Linked DNA regions of Homo sapiens: region 2 is linked to region 1. A link is a loop called in an ENCODE intact Hi-C map of the cell type or tissue named here. Cell type or tissue: endothelial cell of umbilical vein. All regions are shown on one strand. Each heading gives the region's core, and the rest is flanking DNA. Links, peaks and the distances in the headings are about the cores only. Region 1 overlaps CYP20A1 (cytochrome P450 family 20 subfamily A member 1). Region 2 overlaps ABI2 (abl interactor 2).

Evidence for each region. Peaks named below come from ENCODE experiments on the same cell type or tissue, not always from the same donor. Only the 100,000 strongest peaks of a DNase experiment are listed, where the experiment ranks them.
Region 2: a loop joins it to region 1, with 2.2 times the contacts of the local background. A loop is called at or near these places in 2 of 110 quality-filtered maps.

What each region holds. Positions count from the first base shown.
Region 1 is chr2:203,275,763-203,285,185 of GRCh38, forward strand. CYP20A1 (cytochrome P450 family 20 subfamily A member 1) reads left to right here. Exons shown (of 13, transcript NM_177538.3): 7 at 2,811-2,926; 8 at 4,297-4,351. Among named protein-coding and RNA genes, the nearest start is that of CYP20A1, 41 kb to the left of the region's middle. In endothelial cell of umbilical vein, for the core only: no CTCF peak of the experiment used is centred there; a DNase peak (open chromatin) is centred at 5,159; H3K27ac peaks cover 909 bases.
Region 2 is chr2:203,399,451-203,408,873 of GRCh38, forward strand. ABI2 (abl interactor 2) reads left to right here. Exons shown (of 12, transcript NM_001375670.1): 9 at 3,126-3,284. Among named protein-coding and RNA genes, the nearest start is that of ABI2, 76 kb to the left of the region's middle. In endothelial cell of umbilical vein, for the core only: no CTCF peak of the experiment used is centred there; a DNase peak (open chromatin) is centred at 4,591; H3K27ac peaks cover 2,969 bases.

The DNA of each region.
Region 1 (9,423 bases), core at 602-8,601:
ATGTGTATTATATTGATTCAATTCTATAAATATTTAATGTAGATCTGTGATATCCTGGCATGTTTTAGATGCTGAGGAACCTAAACAAAATTTCTTGCCCTTGTGGCACCACATTCTAGTGGGAAGAGACAGACAGTAATCTAAATAAGTAAACTGAATAGTACATTAAAAGGTGAAAAATGCTGTAGACAAAAATAAAACCAGAAGGGGATAGGGAGTGCCGGGGGTTGGGAGATTGCAATTTTAAGTAATTATTAGGAAAGGCCTCACCAAGATGAGGTGACTTTTGAGTAAACACTTGCAAGAGATGAAACCACTCATGCAGAACATGTGGATACCCAGATGTTCAAAGGAAGAATATTCCATGTAGAGGAAAAGTAATTACAGAGTCCTTGAAGTAGGACTCTGCTGCTGTATTTGAAGTACAACAGGAAGGCCAGTATGGCTGGAATGAAGTGAGTGAGAAGAGGAGCAGAAGATGAGGTCAGAAAGACTGGAGACAGGAATGGGTTTTGTATGGCTTACAGACCATTGTGTGACTAGGTTGTTACTATGAGGTAGGAAGCCACTGGCAGGTTTTGAGCAGAGTTACCATCTGAGTTATGTTACAAAAGGATCACTTTGACTGGTATGATAGACTGTATGGGTCCAGAGCAAAAGCAGGGAAACTAGTTAGAAGGCTGCTGCAATAAACCAGGCATGAGAGATAATGTGGCTTGGACCAAGTGGCAGGCAACAGGAAATATAGAACAAGAAAAAAAAAAGGAGGAAGAAAATAATTTGGTACTTTGAGGGTAGACCTACCAACACTGGCTGACAGATTAAAATTAGGGTATAAGGGAGAGGGAGACACCAAGGTTTTTGGCCTAGTTGCAAAAGGAGGTTGTCGGGAAATAAGATGGGGAAGACTATGGGAAGATCCAGGATTTGGGGGAAAGCTCAAGAGTTCAGTGTTTGGTATGCTTCAGACAACCAAGTGCAGAGGTTGAGTTTGTTATTAGAGTTAGATACATGAGTCTGGAGCTGAAGAGAAAGAAGTCCTGACTAGAAATACAGATTTGGAAGTGCACGGTACATATATTGCACTGAAAGCCTTGAGATTAGAGATCACCAGGTAGTGAATATAGATAGAAAAAGGAAAGAGGTCCCAAAACAGCCCTGTCCTTGAGCATTTCATTACTGAGAAATTCAAGAGATTGAAAAAGAATCAAAAAAGGAGACAGAATGAGCAGGCAGTAAAGTGGGAGGGAAGTGTGGAGTCTAGGGGAGTATAGTCCTGGGAACCACATGAAAAAGTGTTTCTTGGCCGGGCGTGGTGGCTCATGCCTGTAATCCCGGCACTTTGGAAGGCTGACATGGGCGGATCACAAGGTCAGGAGATGGAGACCATCCTGGCTAACACGGTGAAACCCCGTCTCTACTAAAAATATAAAAAATTAGCCGGGCGTGGTGGCACACGCCTATAGTCCCAGCTACTCAGGAGGCTGAGGCAGGAGAATCGTTTGAACCCGGGAGGTGGAGGTTGCAGTAAGCTGAGATTGCGCCACTGCACCCCAGCCTGGGTGACAGAGGAACACTCTGTCTCAAAAAAAAAAAGAAAAAGAAAAAGTGTTTCTTGGAGAATACGTTATCAACATCATCAGTGATATGATAGGTCAAGTAAGATGAAGACTGAAACATTTGTGTATAATTTTATGGGCCATTGGATATCAGTTATTGATATCTTTTAGGTTTTTATTTTATATATTTATTTATTTAGAGATAAATAAAATATTTATTTATTTATTCTCTCGCCCAGGCTGGAGTGAAGTGGCACAATCTTGGCTCACTGCAACCTCTGCTGCCCAGGTTCAAGCGATTCTCCTGCCTCAGCCTCCTGAGTAACTGAGATTACAGGTGCCTGCCACTGAGCCCACCTAATTTTTGTATTTTTAGTAGAGATGGGGTTTTGCCATCTTGGCCAGGGTGGTCTTGAACTCCTGACCTCGTGATTCACCTGCCTCGGCCTCCCAAAGTGCTGGGATTACAGGCATGAGCCACTGCGCCCAGCCTCTTTTAGGTTTTTAGAAATTTGCTTTTCTGATTATCTCACATCTGTTTCTATCCCTAAATAAGTGATTCCTGATTTGGGAGAAGGAATGGAGTTAAGAAGACAGAATTTAGAAGGAAGGTGGATGATATCAGAGAAGAAAGGCTTATGTGTTTGGAGGCCTCTAAAGTGCTGGTATTAGGCCAGGTGCGGGTGGCTCACGCCTGTAATCCCAGCACTTTAAGAGGCCGAGGCGGATGGATTGCTTGAGCCCAGGAGTTTGAGACCGGCCTGGCCAACATGGTGAAACCCCGTCTCTACCAAAAATACAAAAATTAGCTGGGCGTGGTGGCATGTCTGTAGTCCCAGCTACTTGGGAGGCTGAGATGGGAGAATCACCTGAGCCTGGGAAGTCAAGGCTGCAGTAAGCCAAGATCACACCACTACACTGCAGCCTGGGCAACAGAGCAAGACTGTGTCTCAAAAATAAAAGAAAAAGTCAAGTGCTGGCATTGCTCTACTTCTTGACCTAGGTGGTTGGTGGTGATTTATAATTATTCCTTAAACTGTACTTACATGCTTTGTGCACTTTTTTGTATGTATGTTAAATTTGGCAAAAAAGGAAGAAAATGATGAGTTTAAACATAAATTAGCTTTCTTTGTTGTTGGTTACTAACTTTGAAGGTTTTCTTCATATAGTAACATTGCACAGAATTATTTTTTTAAAGTTCAGTCTCCACTAATGCTTGTATTCTAAAATTATTTTGTTTTTTTCTCTAAGCCCTCATGCAACTGGAGTCTGTTTTAAGGAACATCATAAAAGAACGAAAAGGAAGGAACTTCAGTCAACATATTTTCATTGACTCCTTAGTACAAGGGAACCTTAATGACCAACAGGTGATATAATTGTTAAATGTTTATCAGGTAAAAAAATAAGCCAGAGCCAGGCACAATGGCTCATGACTGTAGTCCCAGCTACTTGAGAGGGTGAGGTGGGAGGATCACTTGAACCCAAGAGATCAAGGCCAACTTGGGCAATATAGCAAGACGCCATCTATAAAAAATAATGATAATCACACATATATACAGTGTGCTTTTCATTCACTTTAATCCAGATACCCTCCTAGAGTTCAGTGGCTTAAGAGAAGCATCATACATGTTTTTTTGGGTTTTTTGTTGTTGTTGTTGTTTTGAGATGGAGTCTCGCTATGTCGCCCGGCTGGAGTGCAGTGGCACGATCTCTGCTCACTGCAACCTCCACCTCCTGGGTTCAAGCGATTCTCCTGCCTCAGCCTCCCAAGTAGCTGGGACTACAGACGCGCACCACCACGCCCAGATAATTTTTCTGTATTTTTAGTAGAGACGGAGTTTCACCTTGTTGGCCAGGATGGTCTCTATCTCTTTCACATCATGATCCACCCGCCTTGGCCTCCCAAAGTGCTGGGATTACAGGTGTGAGCCACTGCACCCAGCTGCATCGTACATCTTTTATTGTACATCATTGGTAGTACAAGTACTTGGTCTCTATTATTTAGCTCTTTGAGGCAGCTGTATATTATTTAATATTATTAAATTGAGCCAAAATTCTTGAATTACAAAAGAGGAGAAGGACTTGTGTTAGGTGTATTAGACTAAATCACTTTGCCTGCTTGACCAGGTGTGGCAGTGTGGCTTGTTGACAATACTGCCAACATACCACTGCATTTGTGGTATTGTCAGGCCAGTGAGGTGAGTTGTTATTGCCACACCTCTTCATTGTAGGAATCTTCTGCCTCACTATACACATGCAAGTCCTTGTAGCCAGAAGTAGTTTGATATATGTTGGTGCAGAAATTGAATTTGGCTTCCAGGACAGGGATGAGATCTTCTGTCCTATTTCTGAGGCTTCATTGCTGTTTACTAGGCTAAGCCAGAAAAATAGGACCGAGTTTGTTTACCAAAGTAGATCATGAACCAGTAATACTCACAACAAATACCCTGATTTGATCATTACATGTTGTATACATGTACCGAAAATCACTTGTACTCCCAAAATACATACAACTATAGTTCATCAATTTTAAAAATATTTTTAAAAAGCAGTGTGGTATTTAGGTTGGTATTCACATTATACAGATTTGGTTTTTTGTTTTAGTGAAAACATCAAAATGAAATAATATACTTTTTTTTTCATTGACACTAATTTTATGCTGTAGATTATTTTAGCAGGGCCTAATATAGGCTACCTTACATTTTTCACACTTTCTAAACTTAGTTTTGTTTCCTAGATCCTAGAAGACAGTATGATATTTTCTCTGGCCAGTTGCATAATAACTGCAAAATGTAAGTATAAATTGATTTCTTTTTCAGAGGAATTACTAAATATATAGGCTGAGCACAGTGGCTCACACCTGTAATCCCAACACTTGGGGAGGCTGAGGTGGGAGATTGCTTGAGGCCAGGAGTTGGAGGCCAGCTCAGAAAACAGAGACCCTCTCTACAAAAAAAATAAGTTAACTGAGCATGATGGCCCGTGCCTGTAGTCTCAGCTGCTCAAGAGGATGAATCACGAGGATGGAGGCTACAGTGAACTGTGATTGTGCACTCCAGCCTGAAAACAGAGTGAGACCCTGTCTCAAAAAAAACAAGGCCAGGCATGGCAACTCACACCTGTAATCCCAGCACTTTTTGGGAGGCCAGGGCAGGAGGATCACTTGAGCCCAGGAGTTCGAGACCAGTCTGGGCAACATAGTGAGACCTCGTCTCTGCTAAAAATAACAATTAGCTGGGTGTGGTGGCGCATGCCTGTGGTTGCAGCCACTCGGGAAGCTGAGGCAGGATCATCACTTGAGCCCAAGAGATTGAAGCTGCAGTGAGTGATGGTCACACTATTGCATTCCAGCCTGGGCAACAGAGCAAGACTGTCTCAAAACAAACAAACAAAAATAAAACACTGTTTAGAGGACTTCTTTATAATTTTTCCCTCTTTTTTAGTCTTGTTTTAAAGGGCTGACTCACATAAGTGCTTTTTTTCTTAACCCCAAGTGCTTAAAGCCACCTCTGAAAATTGCCATAAATTTCTTGACACATTTTATGGATTGTGAATTCTTGTTAGTGCCTTTAAAATGAACTGCTGTTGACACCTTTCCAACCAAAACAGTGAGCTTTTCATTTCCTGCTGCTGCTTTCCACTTTGACTCCAAGCTAGTCTGCTATTACTAAGGTCTACCAACAAGAGTATATAGGCCACAGAAATCACGATTTAAAAGAACTCCTCTCGTTGGAATTGAAGGTGATTTTTATGTAAAATTGTAAAATATTTGATATGTTTCTAAGTTTCCTCACTTGGTTTTTAGATTGGTGGAGTACCATTTATTTATACAGTATTTATAAAAAATACTTCAATAGGCATAAAAATACACTAAGATAAAAATACTTAAAGGAAGTATTAGGGGACCAGGCAAGGTGGCTCACAGCTATAATGCCAGCACTCTGGGAGGCCGAGGTGGATGAATCACTGGAGCCCAGAAATTTGGGACCAGCCTGGGCAACACAGCGGAAACCCATCTCTATAAAAAATTCAAAAATTAGCCAGGCCTGGTGGCACACACTTGTAATCCCAGTTATGTAAGGAAGGCTAAGGTGGGAGGATCACCTAAGCCCAGGAGGTTGAGGTTGCAGTGAGCCATGATTGCACCACTGGACTGCAGCCTGGGTGACAGAGTGAGACCCTGTCAAAAAACAAAAGGAGGCCAGGCATGGTGACTCATGCCTGTAATCCCAGCACTATGGGAGGCTGAGGTGGGCAGATCACAAGGTCAGGAGTTCGAGACCAGCCTGACCAACATGGTGAAACCCTGTCTCTACTAAAAATACAAAAATTAGCCAAGTGTGGGGGCACATGCCTGTAATCTCAGCTACTGAGGAGGCTGAGGCAAAAGAATCGCTTGAACCCCAGAGGCAGAGGTTACAGTGAGCTGAGATCGCACCACTGCACTCCAGCCTGGGTGACAGAGCGACACTCTGTCTCAAAAAAAAACAAAAAACAAAAGGAAGTATTAGGACATGAATTTAAATTTTAGAAAATTTGTGTTCACTTGAAGGATTTCATTTATATCCCTCAATGTTTAAGGAAGCTTTCTTTAAAAGGATACAAATGTAAACGTCCCATAAATTTTTCTTCTTTAACATATAGAAATGTCCAGATACTATAGATGACTAAATTGAATTTAGGTAAGCATATGTCAAAAATAATGTATTCAACCTTTTTTTTTTTTTTTTTTTGAGACGGAGTTTTGCTCTTGTCACCCAGGCTGTAGTGCAATTGCGCGATTTCAGGTCACTGCAACCTCCACCTCCTCGATTCAAGTGATTCTCCTGCCTTAGCCCCCTGAGTAGCTGGGATTACAGGCGCCTGCAACTATGCTTGGCTAATTTTTGTATTTTAAGTAGAGACCATGTTGGCCAAGCTGGTCTTGAACTGACCTCAGGTGCTCCACCTGCCTCGGCCTCCCAAGGTGCTAGGATTACAGTCGTGAGCCACCACGTCCTGCCTTATTCAACCTTTTTTTAAAAATGCCTATTTGTTTGGTCCAGTGGTGCACACTTGTCCCAGCTACGTTGGAGGCTGAGGTGGGAGGATTGCGTGAGCCCCAGGAGTTTGCCTAACTTGGGCAATAAAACAAGACCCCAGCTTAAAAAAAATTAGTATAAAAATAGATTTAAAATCCTTGTTTTTAAAACGCATTACATTAAACCTAATATGTCTTTGCTAAAGACCTTTAAAAATCTAAATCACTTGTGCTCCGGACACCAAGAAAAGTGACTATTTCCAAGGTTGAATTAATATTTTAATCTTATTTTCAGTTTTTAGGGAGATTTTAGGAGTATTGCTATGTATTTGGATGTAGGTTAGTGGTTTTTTAAGTCTCCTCCGAAGTTTTTGAGAGAGTAGATAAATAAGAAACCTTAATAAGTCCTTACTCTGCCCCTTATTAGCCTTGGGCAAGATACTTATCTCTGCATTTTCCTCCTTTTCTAAAATAGGAGTTTAGCTCCAGATGACCTTCCAAGTTATCTCTAAGCTATGAAATTGTGTCTGATTCAGTATTGTATTTAAAACACATTAAGTGGCTTAAAATCACATTTTAAAGCTATTTTCAGTCATCATTTTTAAGAGTCCTACAAAGGAACCAGTGTGACAGGCTGGGCAATATAGTGGGACACAATCTCTACAAAAAAAATAATAAATTGTAGTTAGCTGTGCATGGTGGCATGTGCCTGTAGTCCCAGCTACTTGGGAAGCTGAGGTGGGAGGATCAATTTAGCCAGGAGATCAAGGCCTCAAGTGAGCTGTGATCACTACCACTGCACTCCAGCCTGGGTGACAGAGTGTGACCCTATCTAAAAAAAAACCCACAAACCAAAAGTCAATGTGAGAATTTTTTTTTTTTTTTTTTTTTTTGAGGCAGAGTCTCACTCTGTCGCCCAGGCTGGAGTGCAGTGGTGCAATCTCGGCTCACTGCAACCTCCACCTCCCAAGTTCAAGCGATTCTCCTGCCTCAGCCTCCCAAGTAGCTGGGACTACAGGCGCCCACTACCACACCTGGCTAATTTTTTGTATTTTTAGTAGAGACGAGGTTTCACTGTGTTGGCCAGGCTGATCTCGAACTCCTGACCTCGTGATCTGCCCGCCTTGGCCTCCCAAAGTGCTGAGATTACAGGCGTGAGCCACCACACCCAGCCAATGTGAGATTATTAAATTCATATTGTTATATTAATTTTTTTTTTTTTTTTTGAGACTGAGTCTTGCTCTGTCACCAGGCTGGAGTGCAGTGGCGCCATCTCGGCTCACTGCAACCTCTGCCTCCCGGGTTCAAGCAATTCTCCTGCCTCAGCCTTCCAAGTAGCTGGGACTAGAGGCGCGTGCCACCATGCCCAGCTAATTTTTGTATTTTTAGTAGAGACAGGGTTTCACCATGTTGGCCAGGATGGTCTCGTTCTCTTGACCTTGTGATCTGCCCGCCTCGGCCTCCCAAAGTGCTGGGATTACAGGTGTGAGCCACTGCATCCGGCCTGTTATATTAATTTTAAGTGATAATATAGTCAAGCAGAGTACAGGATTGACCACTGTGTGCAAATCTTTGTGGTGACTCCTTCAGTTGTATATTACTCTATGTTGTAAAATTGTGTGACATACATATTGTACACTGCACAAGTTTTCACATCACTTGTAAAATAGCAATTCTACAGTTCACTCAGAAGCCATAATGAAGAGGCATATGTAGGGAAAAGTTAAGGACAGGCAGTCACTCATGTTTTTTGTGAACTCTAGATATAAGAAAACTAATCAGAGTAATTGAGTACCAGGTTACTACTGATTTTAATGGTAACAATATTGGTAATAAGGTGAATCAGGCAAACTTTTTTTTATAAATTAACTTTGAGATAAGTTTAAGTTAACCCTTAGCGCAGGAAAGAGATCATTGGTAAGTAAAGTACAAGTTACTAGAAGGATATTAAAAAGTATTTGACACAGGAACAATAGAGCTACAGATGGTGTCAGCTCAAACATATTCTAGGGAAAGAGGTAGTATATATGTTCAGAAGTTTCCATTCTTTTAATAGTTATAATCCCAGTGTATTACTAAAGGAAATATAACTACTCTTTTTCCTCTGTTTTTTTCTCAACATGTAATTTCTTTACATTTTCATTTCTTCTGGTTTTTTTCTCAACATGTAATTTCTTTACATTTTCATTTCCTCAGTGAATACAATCCATAAACCAGTTTAAGCTAAAGTAAGCCATGAGCCAGTGATCTTCCCATTTTGGCGTTGAGATAAATTCGATATTCCATTTGTTAAAAGTACAGATGTTTGGACATTACCACAAACCTACTGAACCAGAATTTGTGAATGTGAGGTTATAGCATCAGCCATCTCCCAGGTGGTTTTTGAGAACCACTGCTTTTTTTTTTTTTTTTTTTTTTTTTTGAGACAGGATCTCACTTGATTGCCCAGGGTGGAGTGCAGTGGCACGGTCACAGCTCACTGCAGCCTCAACCTCCTGGGCTCAAGTGATCATCCCATCTCAGTCTCCCAAGTAGCTGGGACTATAGGCACACACCACCACACCCAGCTGATTTTTGAGTTTTTTGTAGAGATGGGGTTTTGCCATGTTGCCCAGACTAGTCTTGAACTCCTGAGCCTACGCAATCCCCCAGCTTCAGATTCCCTCCCAAAGTGATCCCCTCCGTGTGATCCCCTCCCGAAGTGCTGGGGTTACAGGTGTGAGCCACCACGTCTGGTTGAGAACTGTTCTAAGCAATAACCACTCACAAATTTTGAGCCAGTGTATTTACCATCACAAGTAAATATTTTAGAATATTGATTTATCGATAAATCTGCTAGCTTGA
Region 2 (9,423 bases), core at 804-8,803, 120 kb after region 1:
ATTATGAGTTACAAATATTTTCTTCCATTTTGTGATTCGTTTGCTTATTTTCTATTTTTTTGGCGGGGGGAGGAGGGGCGGGCGGACAGAGTTTCACTCTTGGTGTCCAGGCTGGAGTGCAATGGCAGGATCTCAGCTCACTGCAATCTCCGCCTCGCGGGTTCAAGCGATTCTCCTGCCCAGCCTCCCAAATAGCTGGGATTACAGGCACCCACCACCATGCCCAGCTAATTTTTGTATTTTTAGTAGAGACGGGGTTTCACCACGTTGGCCAGGTTGGTCTTGAACTCCTGACCTCAGGTGATCCGCCCGCCTCAGCCTCCCAAAGTGCTGGGATTACAGGCGTGAGCCACTGGGTCCAGCCTGTTCATTTATTTTTTTGATGTTGTATTTCAAATAGCAGAAATTCTTCATTTTTATTAAGTGTTATTTTTCAAAATTTTTTTAAATGAATCGTGCTTTGATGGCATATCTAAGAACTCTTTACCTGAAGTCATAAAGATTTTGTTCTGTGTTTTCTTCTAGAAGTTTTTAGTTTCAGGTTTTATCGCTAGGTTTATGATAATTAGGTATATATATTTTTAAAACCCCAAATGGTAAATCGACTCATTAATAGTGTGAATAGTGTCTTTTTTTTTTTTTTTTTTTTTTTTTTTTGAGACAGAGTCTCACTCTGTCACCCAGGCTGGAATACAGTGGCAATCTCGGCCCACTGCAATCTCCGCTGCCTGGATTCAAGTGATTCTCCTGCCGTAGCCTCCTGAGGAGCTGGGATTACAAGTGTGAGCCACCACACCCAGCTAATTTTTTGTATTTTTAATGGAGACAAAGTTTCACCGTGTTGGTCAGGCTGGTCTTGAACTCCTGATCTGAAATGATCCACCCGCCTCCACCTCCCATAGTACTGTGATTAAAGGCCTGAGCCACCATGCCCAGCCCATGTGAGGTTTTAGACTAGATCTAACTATATAAAATTCATAATGATGTTAATCCAGATGTTTTTAACTTGATCGTAGGTTTGTATTAGTTTGCTATAGATTAATTACTGAAATGCTAATTGTATTCAGTGGTTCAAATAACTAAATATGCCTTTTAAATCATAGTTTATATGTTTTCATTTTTATCATGGTTACAGAGGCTTCTCAGTTGATAGTGGATTATGTTTAAGCTTGAGTGCTTAAGTTTTTGATACACATGTAAGATGTTTAAATGTTATAACAAGCCTTGAGTGCTCTTATAATCCTTATATGACTCCATATGAATCTAAGCTTGGTAAACTTTCAGCTCCTGTAGAACAATTTTAGTCATATAAAACCATTTTATAATCATAGACAAGATGAAAAATTGTCAAAGTGTTGTTTTCCTCTAATACTTTTAATTAAAATTACCAAGAAGATAGTCTCATATTAAGGTAGAATAAAGATGGTAAGACTCAGCTGAGAAATATGAAGCCTGGAAGAGGATATGACTGCAGTGTTTGATCATGAAGATTTCAACAAATCAAGCATTCATCAAATTCCATATTACATAAGTCTTATCTCACTGTGTTTCAAGTAGTTTATTTTAGAATTTAAAAAATTTCAGGATAACCTTAGGCACAAATGGATAGATGAGTGTGCCAGGTATCATCTGTTCCTCCAGTCCCCCCTCCTCTACTCTCCCCTCTTCTCCAGTAGGCTGACCTCCATGAAATGTTTCAGTGGATTCTTTTGCCCTCTGGCTTCCTGTTGGGTTTAGCAAAAGTGTTTTTTTTTTCCTTTTCACTTATCTCCTCCTTTTCTCCCTTTCTCTTTCTCCTTTCCTTTCCCCTCTGCTATCCTCTTGCCCTCCTCCACCTTCATCTCCTCCTCCTCTACCTTCCTGTCCCCTTTCCGCTTTCTTCTCCACCTGCTTATTTCTCCGCCTCCTCTTCTCTCTTGCCCTCCCCTTCTCCCTTGTCTGCTATTGTGCTCTCTCATGGGTGCTGTGGTGCTCTGTCTGTAAGAAAAAGTTCTCAGCTTAATGTAGGTGGGAGTGCAGTCAAGGTAAAGTTTAGGGAGTGGATTATATTATTAGGAAACTGATGGATTATGGAATCATGTCTCCAGTTGACATTAGCTGTGGAAGAACTCTCAAGAGAGCAAAATACAGTGAAATTGATGATAACTATATATGGACTTAGGGATGATATTAAAAATAAGATATATTTTGACCCTCTTTTTATATCTTAATTTTTTTCATGATTGTAAATTTTTTAGATTTTAATTTTAAGACAAAGTAATGTAGCTTTCGTGGTAGATTTTTTTGATTAAAAGAAAGAAATGTTTGATTTGGAATTACGTCATTTAACCTTTTGTTGAAATACTTCATTTTCCTTTAACCATACTTTTTTGCTACCTTACGTTTATTATTATTTATTATTTTGGAATAAGACTGTGTGTCAAACATTTTTTCTCTTGCTTTCCCAAACATCATTCTTGTCGATTTTAGTTTTCAGTGTTCAGTGGCTGTATTTTGGGGGTGGAGTAGATAAATTTTAATTAATTGTGATGATTTTGAAACCCCATCAGATTTTTAATTTAGTGAAATAATAGTGTTAAGTAGCAAACTATTTATTTATTTTGAGACAGAGTCTCACTCTGTCACCCAGGCTGGAGTGCAGTGGTGCAATCTTGGCTCACTACAACCTCTGCCTCCTGAGTTCAAGTGATTCTTACGCCTCAGCCTCCCGAGTAGCTGGAATTACAGGCGCACGCCACCATACCTGGCTAATTTTTGTGTTTTTAGTTGAAACGGGGTTTCACCACGTTGGCCAGGCTGGTCTGAAACTCCTGACCTCAAGTGATCTGCCTGCCTTGGCCTCCCAAAGTGCTGGGATTACAGGCATGAGTCACTGCACCCGGCCCTAATTAGTAAACTATTTAGACATAACTTTCCAAACTTAATCATATTTTTGTTTGCTTTTCTGCTTTTGTACTCTGATATAATATCAGCGAACAATAACTCACCTTGCATTGTATATTTCAGATACCAGTTAAACTAGCTGTTATTTTTAATTCTTAAGATTTAGGCATTGTACATAAAGTATTTAATGATCTGAGATAATTTTCTTTTAATGACATATGTATGTTCTATCTCTTTTTCAGGTCATCCTGTACAGTTCTACAGCATGAATAGGCCTGCCTCTCGCCATACTCCCCCAACAATAGGGGGCTCGTTGCCCTATAGACGCCCTCCTTCCATTACTTCACAAACAAGCCTTCAGAATCAGATGAATGGAGGACCTTTTTATAGCCAGAATCCAGGTTAGTTTTTTTGTTTTTTTGCATTCTATAGAATGTATTTAATTAAAAACCTTCAACTACAAAAAACCCTTAATTACAAATAGTGCATGGTAGGTGGTTAGCACCATTTGTTGAATGAATGGGAGAATGAATGAATTGTAGGTTGTTAATACTGTATCTTTCAATTCTTTAAAAAAAAATCAGTATGTGATTTCCACGTAAAGTCATACAACTTAGTTTTTCTGAGCAGAATTTTTTTGAATATTTTAGTGGTTATTTGCTTTTTAAAATAACATTGTGGTGAATGGTATTTCCTTTTTATTTAATCAGACATCCTTACTTTTAAATAACAAATAATGAAAGTTGTGTGCACATGAACAGAATTTAGAAGTGGCAAAGGAAAAGAGAACATTTTTGAAGCTACTTTGTGCTAGGGAATTATACTAGCTTATACAATTCTCATACCAAACCCATGGTGGAAAAACTAGGAATTGGGTAAATTGAATCAGATATAATAATTACACTAAATAATCGGTTGTATCATGCATGCAGAATAACTAATCTGGAACATATTTAATAATTATTATTTTGTTTACTCCCCAGAGAGGGCAAGAACAAATATTAGACACCATGGCTATTGTGGACATGGTATGTCAACTTACTGCTTTTTTCTGTATTTTTGCCAGGAAGCCAGTAAGCCTATGTGTGAACACCTCTCATACTGGGTTCAACTCATTCCATTTTTGATAAGCCTTGAATTTTATGGAGCTGCAGTTTGTCTCTGTGGCTGTGACCTATAGTGATATTCTTTGAAAGAGTCTTGCAGAAGAAATTTGATCCTCCAACATAAACACTTAATTTAAATAATGTTTTTATATTATCTCATTTGATTCTTAGAATCACGTACAAAATAAGATTGGTGATCATTTTCTTATATCTTATAGGTAAGGAAAATGAGGCTGAGGTGATGGTCAGGTTAGGATTTGAACTTAGGTTTTCTGACTCTAAGTTCCATGTTCTTTCTTTCTGTTTTTTTTTTTTTTTTTTTTTTAAATTGAGATGGAGTCTCGCTCTGTTGCCCAGGATGGAGTGCAGTGGTGTGATCTCTGATCACTGCAATGCCTGCCTCCTGGGTTCAAGAGATTCTCCTGCCTCAGCCTCCTGAGTAGCTGGGATTACAGGCACCCACGACCACACCCAGCTAATATTTGTATTTTATTGTAGAGACAGGGTTTCACTATGTTGGCCAGGCTGGTCTTAAACTCCTGACCTTAAGTGATTCACCCACCTCAGCCTCCCAAAGTGCTGGGATTACAGGCGTGAGTCACCGTGCCTGGCCTAAGTTCCATGTTCTTTCTATTGTCCTACCTACATATTTAAAAAATTTTTCTCTTATCCTCCCAAGTCTTCTCTTTTTTGGAGGGGAAGGCGGATGAAAAGATGTGATATAAAGTGCATGAAAGCCTGAGACCTTGTCAGTCTTTTATACAGTTACATCCTGGAATATTGCTCAGGAACTGTTTGTTGAATGCCAAATGAATCCCTTGTTCATTTTTCCAAATCCCTTCACTGTTCTGGGTCCCTCTCGTAAATTAAGTGCTGTATCTGTAGTCCATCCAGTGCAAACCATAGTGTGAATACCAACTGCCTTAATTGATATATACTTCCCTTCTATCTTTTATCACGTTTAGTGTTTTTGGCTATGCCATTCTTTTTAAATCATTCTGAACTTAAATTTTGACAAAACTGCCCTTTTTATACATTTGCCTTTTAAACCATGTTTTCAAACTCACATTTGTTCAGGAGCACGGGATTACAGGTACCTGCCACCACGCCTGGCTAATTTTTGTTTTGTTTTGTTTTGAGACAAAGTCTTGCTCTGTCACCCAGGCTGGAGTGCAGTGGTACAATCTCGGCTCACTGCAACCTCTACCTCCCGGGTTCAAGCGATTCTCCTGCCTCAGCCTCCCAAGTAGCAGGGATTACAGGCACCTGCCACTACACCCAGCTAATTTTTGTATTTTTAGTAGAGACAGGGTTTCACCATATCGGCCAAGCTGGTCTTGAACTCCTGACCTCAAGTCATCCACTTGCCTTGGCCTCCCAAAGTGCTCAGATTACAGGTGTGAGCCACCGCACCCGGCCTATACAGGGATATTTCATGCTTTGTTCGTGTATGCTCCAAAATAGTCCTATGAGAACTCTGTAGGTAGAATTTATTTGAAGGCTGTTTAAGCACATATTTAAATGCATTTTATAATACATACTTCAATAGTTTCTTTGTAAATCTGATTTTCAAATGCTTGAAAGTATATGTTAAAGTAAAAAGATCCCCACTTTATGGAATGATTTTAATGAAAAGTATTTTTCTCACTCATGGAAGTAAGGTGAATTGGGATTGTTAGGCTTTCTGTGTAATGTGTGAGTCAATTTAGTTGTGCTTTTTTGTTTTTCTGTACTCTGCTCTATTAAGTTCTGCCTTTCATCTCCAGGGATTTGATAACTGTTTAAAGTGGGTGGCCACAGCATTGTTAGTTGGTTAATCAGAGTACTTTTTGTAAACTAATTTTTTTTTAACTAAACCATTTTCTTGGAAAAGCTCTTTTTGCAAGACTTAATGATTTGTGAATCAGTGTTCTAAGGCTGTTAGATGTACTTTTATTTTATATTCATTAGAATATTATTTATGAGTCAAGCACTGTGGCAGGTGCCTGCAGTCCCAGCTCCTCAGGAGGCTGAGGCAGAACGATTGGTTGAACCTAGGAGATGGAAGTTTCAGTGAGCCGAGATTGTGCCACTGTACTCCAGCCTGGGCAACAGAGTGAGACCCTGTCTCAAAAAAAAAAAATTATGTAAGTCTCCTGTATTACTCCCAGTAGCCCTGCAATTGTCCCTATTTTTTTCATATTTACAATGAGAATATTTGTTGTGCTTTCTCAAGTAACTAATTCTCTGATTTAACAAAAATGATCTGAAGTGTGTGTTTTATGAGCTTTTTTTTTGGGGGGGTAATTGGAGTCTTGCTGTGGTTGCATGCTTCTGAGGAAGTGAGCTGACAATCTTTGGAAGGTTTCATGTGAATATAAATTCAGTGGGGTTCTGTGAGGTGTAAATCTAGCAGTGCTGTTACTATATTTGTTAATGTACAATTTGATCTGAGTTTGAAAAAGGGCAATTATAACATAGGAGTTAAAATATGGAACACCCAGTGTCTAGTGCCAAGTCTTAGGAGCACAATAATTGTTTTTTTCATGAGATTATTTCAGAAACAAGTTATTGAAAGGAAAGGAACCCTTTGATCAGGGCATAACTGAAATCCCTTTGGTTCTCATTATTTCTTAATCTAATCCAGCCAATGAAATAGGAATACCAATTTATCATTAATCTTGCCAGTGGTAAGGAGGGGGTCATAGAAACACATAGGGCTAATTATGAGTTAACAGTCTCTACTTTAAATGTAAATATGAAACACCTTGGTGGTCAAGAAGAATATACATATATCTACATGTGAGTATGTGTACATATACTTACATAAGCCTTGTTTGTTAAGGAATCAGTAATGTAGCATGTAAGTATTGAAGACTTTAGGAGAAAGTAGCCTGTATTTTACTGCTCATATTTTCTTAAAAGCTTTTGAAAAAATCTAGTTCATAAAGTGAATGTTGGTTCCAAGAGATGTGTCTATATATAGTTCTATGAGATATAGGAGTTTCTGAATGGGTATGCTGTTTCACAAAGAGAAAGTGTCAGGCTTAGTAACCCCTGAATGGTTTTAAAAGCGACTAAAAAAATAGGAAACAATGTTGGGATGGTGCTGTTCCAAAATAAAAAGCCATTTCACATATTCTCTAAATGATTTGTGAAGTTACAGCATCACCATAAATGTCTAAAACGTCTAGAAGAATACTGATGTGTTGGGGCTTTAGCAAAGTATAAATAAAGAGCAGGAGCAGGAAGATTTTTTTTTCTCCCCAAAGTCTTGCTTTGTTGTCCAGGCTGGAGTGCAGTGGCACAATCTTGGCTCACTGCAACCTCTGCCTCCTGGGTTCAAGCGATTCTCCTGCCTCAGCCTCCCGAGTAGTTGGAACTACAGGTGTGTGCCACCACGCCTGGCTCTTTTTTTTTCTTTAATAGAGACAAGCTTTCACCGGGTTGGCCAGGCTGATCTCCGACTCCTGACCTCAAGTGATCCAGTTCCATCTGGCGTAACAAAGGTCATCCCAAATTCTACTTTTCTCCACGGCAAACCTTTAACAAGGTGGTCGAAATTAATTCAGATACCACATCCTTTTCTTTTTGGACCATGTAAGATCTCATCTGACTAGAATGTCTGTGAGCCAGAATATACTGTCTTTCTTGGAGTTGAGCTGAAAACAAACCATTCTAAGAGAATTTAAGCAGAATTTTGAGCAAAGAATTGTTGCAATATTCAGTTCTAATCCTAGTCATTTTGTTACTGCTTTGGCCTCCCAAAGTGCTGGGATTACAGGTGTGAGCCACCGCATCCAGCCTGAATTCACTTTTACATACCTTTTGTTCTAAGTTGGTATTCATGTTTAGAAAATACTACACTTACACATTGTTTATTTCCTTCACTGGGAAAAAAACATAAGCATCTCAACTCGCATGGGCTATATAATATATATATCTCCTCTAAATGTGATGTTCAGTAATGACTTTAGAAGTAGTTTTTAGAGCGCTTATTTTGTCTAATATTCTCAGAGTATTTATAAAGCTGTAAAAATAAGATGTAAAAGCTTAATTTTATTTTTCCAAACTTTTTGAATTGGACATCTAAAATACAAGCTTCATTGATGCTTCAGAGGACTTTATAAATAACCAGGAAGGTTGTACTTGGAAAGTCTGTACATTTCATCAGCACAGATTCATCATTTAGGTTTGGATTGCTTGGAAAGCCTTTTACTGTTTATATCTAAACATTCTTGTATATTGTGAAAATTACATAACAATCTAAGTTTGGAGATCTTTTGGTGGTTATTGGGAAAGAGTCTTGTCTTATGAGGAATCATTTTAGCTAAATGAAATGAAAACAAGTTTGCTTCCTGCTCTTCTTTGCCTGTTCACAAAATGACTAGGATTAGAACTGAATATTGCAACAATTCTTTCCTCAAAATTCTGCTTAAATTCACTTAAAATGGTTTGTTTTCAGCTCAACTCCAAGAAAGACAGTATATTCTGGCTCACAGACGTTCTTGTCAGATGAAATCTTACAAGGTCCGAAAAGAAAATGATGTGGTATCTGAATTAATTTCGACCACCTTATTAAAGGTTTGTCCTGGAGAAAAGTAGAATTTGGGATGACCTTTGTAACCCCAGACGGAACTGAATTTTTGAACATGCCTTAGACTAGCTTTGAAAAAAGTCTAACTTGTTACCAAGTCATTCTTTTAAGGAAGAACTGCGATTGATCTTTCCCTGGCTGCTGGTGGACTTTTTTTTTTTTTTGAGATGGAGTTTTGCTCTTGTTGCCCAGGCTGGAGTGCAATGGCATGATCTCGGCTCACTGCAGCCTCTACCTCCTGGGTTCAAGCGATTCTCCTGGTTCAGCCTCCCGAGTAGCTGGGGTTACAGGCACCTGCTACCACACCTGGCTAATTTTTGTATTTTTAGTAGAGATGGGGTTTCACCATGTTGGCCAGGCTGGTCTTGAACTCCTGACCTCAGGTGATGCGCCCCCCTCGGCCTTCCAAAGTGATGGGATTACAGGCATGAGCCACCGTGCCTGGCTGCTGGTGTACTTCTTAAAACCACTATGGCTTCAGATTTTCACTTTCAGAAGTAGAAAAGAAATAAGCATATTCATCTTAAAAAAAAAAACCTCAGTCTACCCACAAAAAGACTGCTGTAGGTTAAGCACCTAATCATTCTTTTTTAGCTGAGTACCAAAAGGTCATTTTTTATATTTGGTAGAGAAACAGTGACTGAAGTGGGAAATTTCCCACTTTTCTGTTACACGGAAGGTTAGGTTACATGCCAACAGAAGAGGAGCATTTCATCTTGGATGTGAACATGTGCCTTGTCTCTACTCTTCTAGTGCCAGTTGCTGCCTGCTACTGTTTCTCAGTTTTATCTTTTTTGTCTATGCTACCTTCTCCTTTCTTTTTTTTTTTTTTTTGAGACGGAGTCTCGCTCTGTCGCC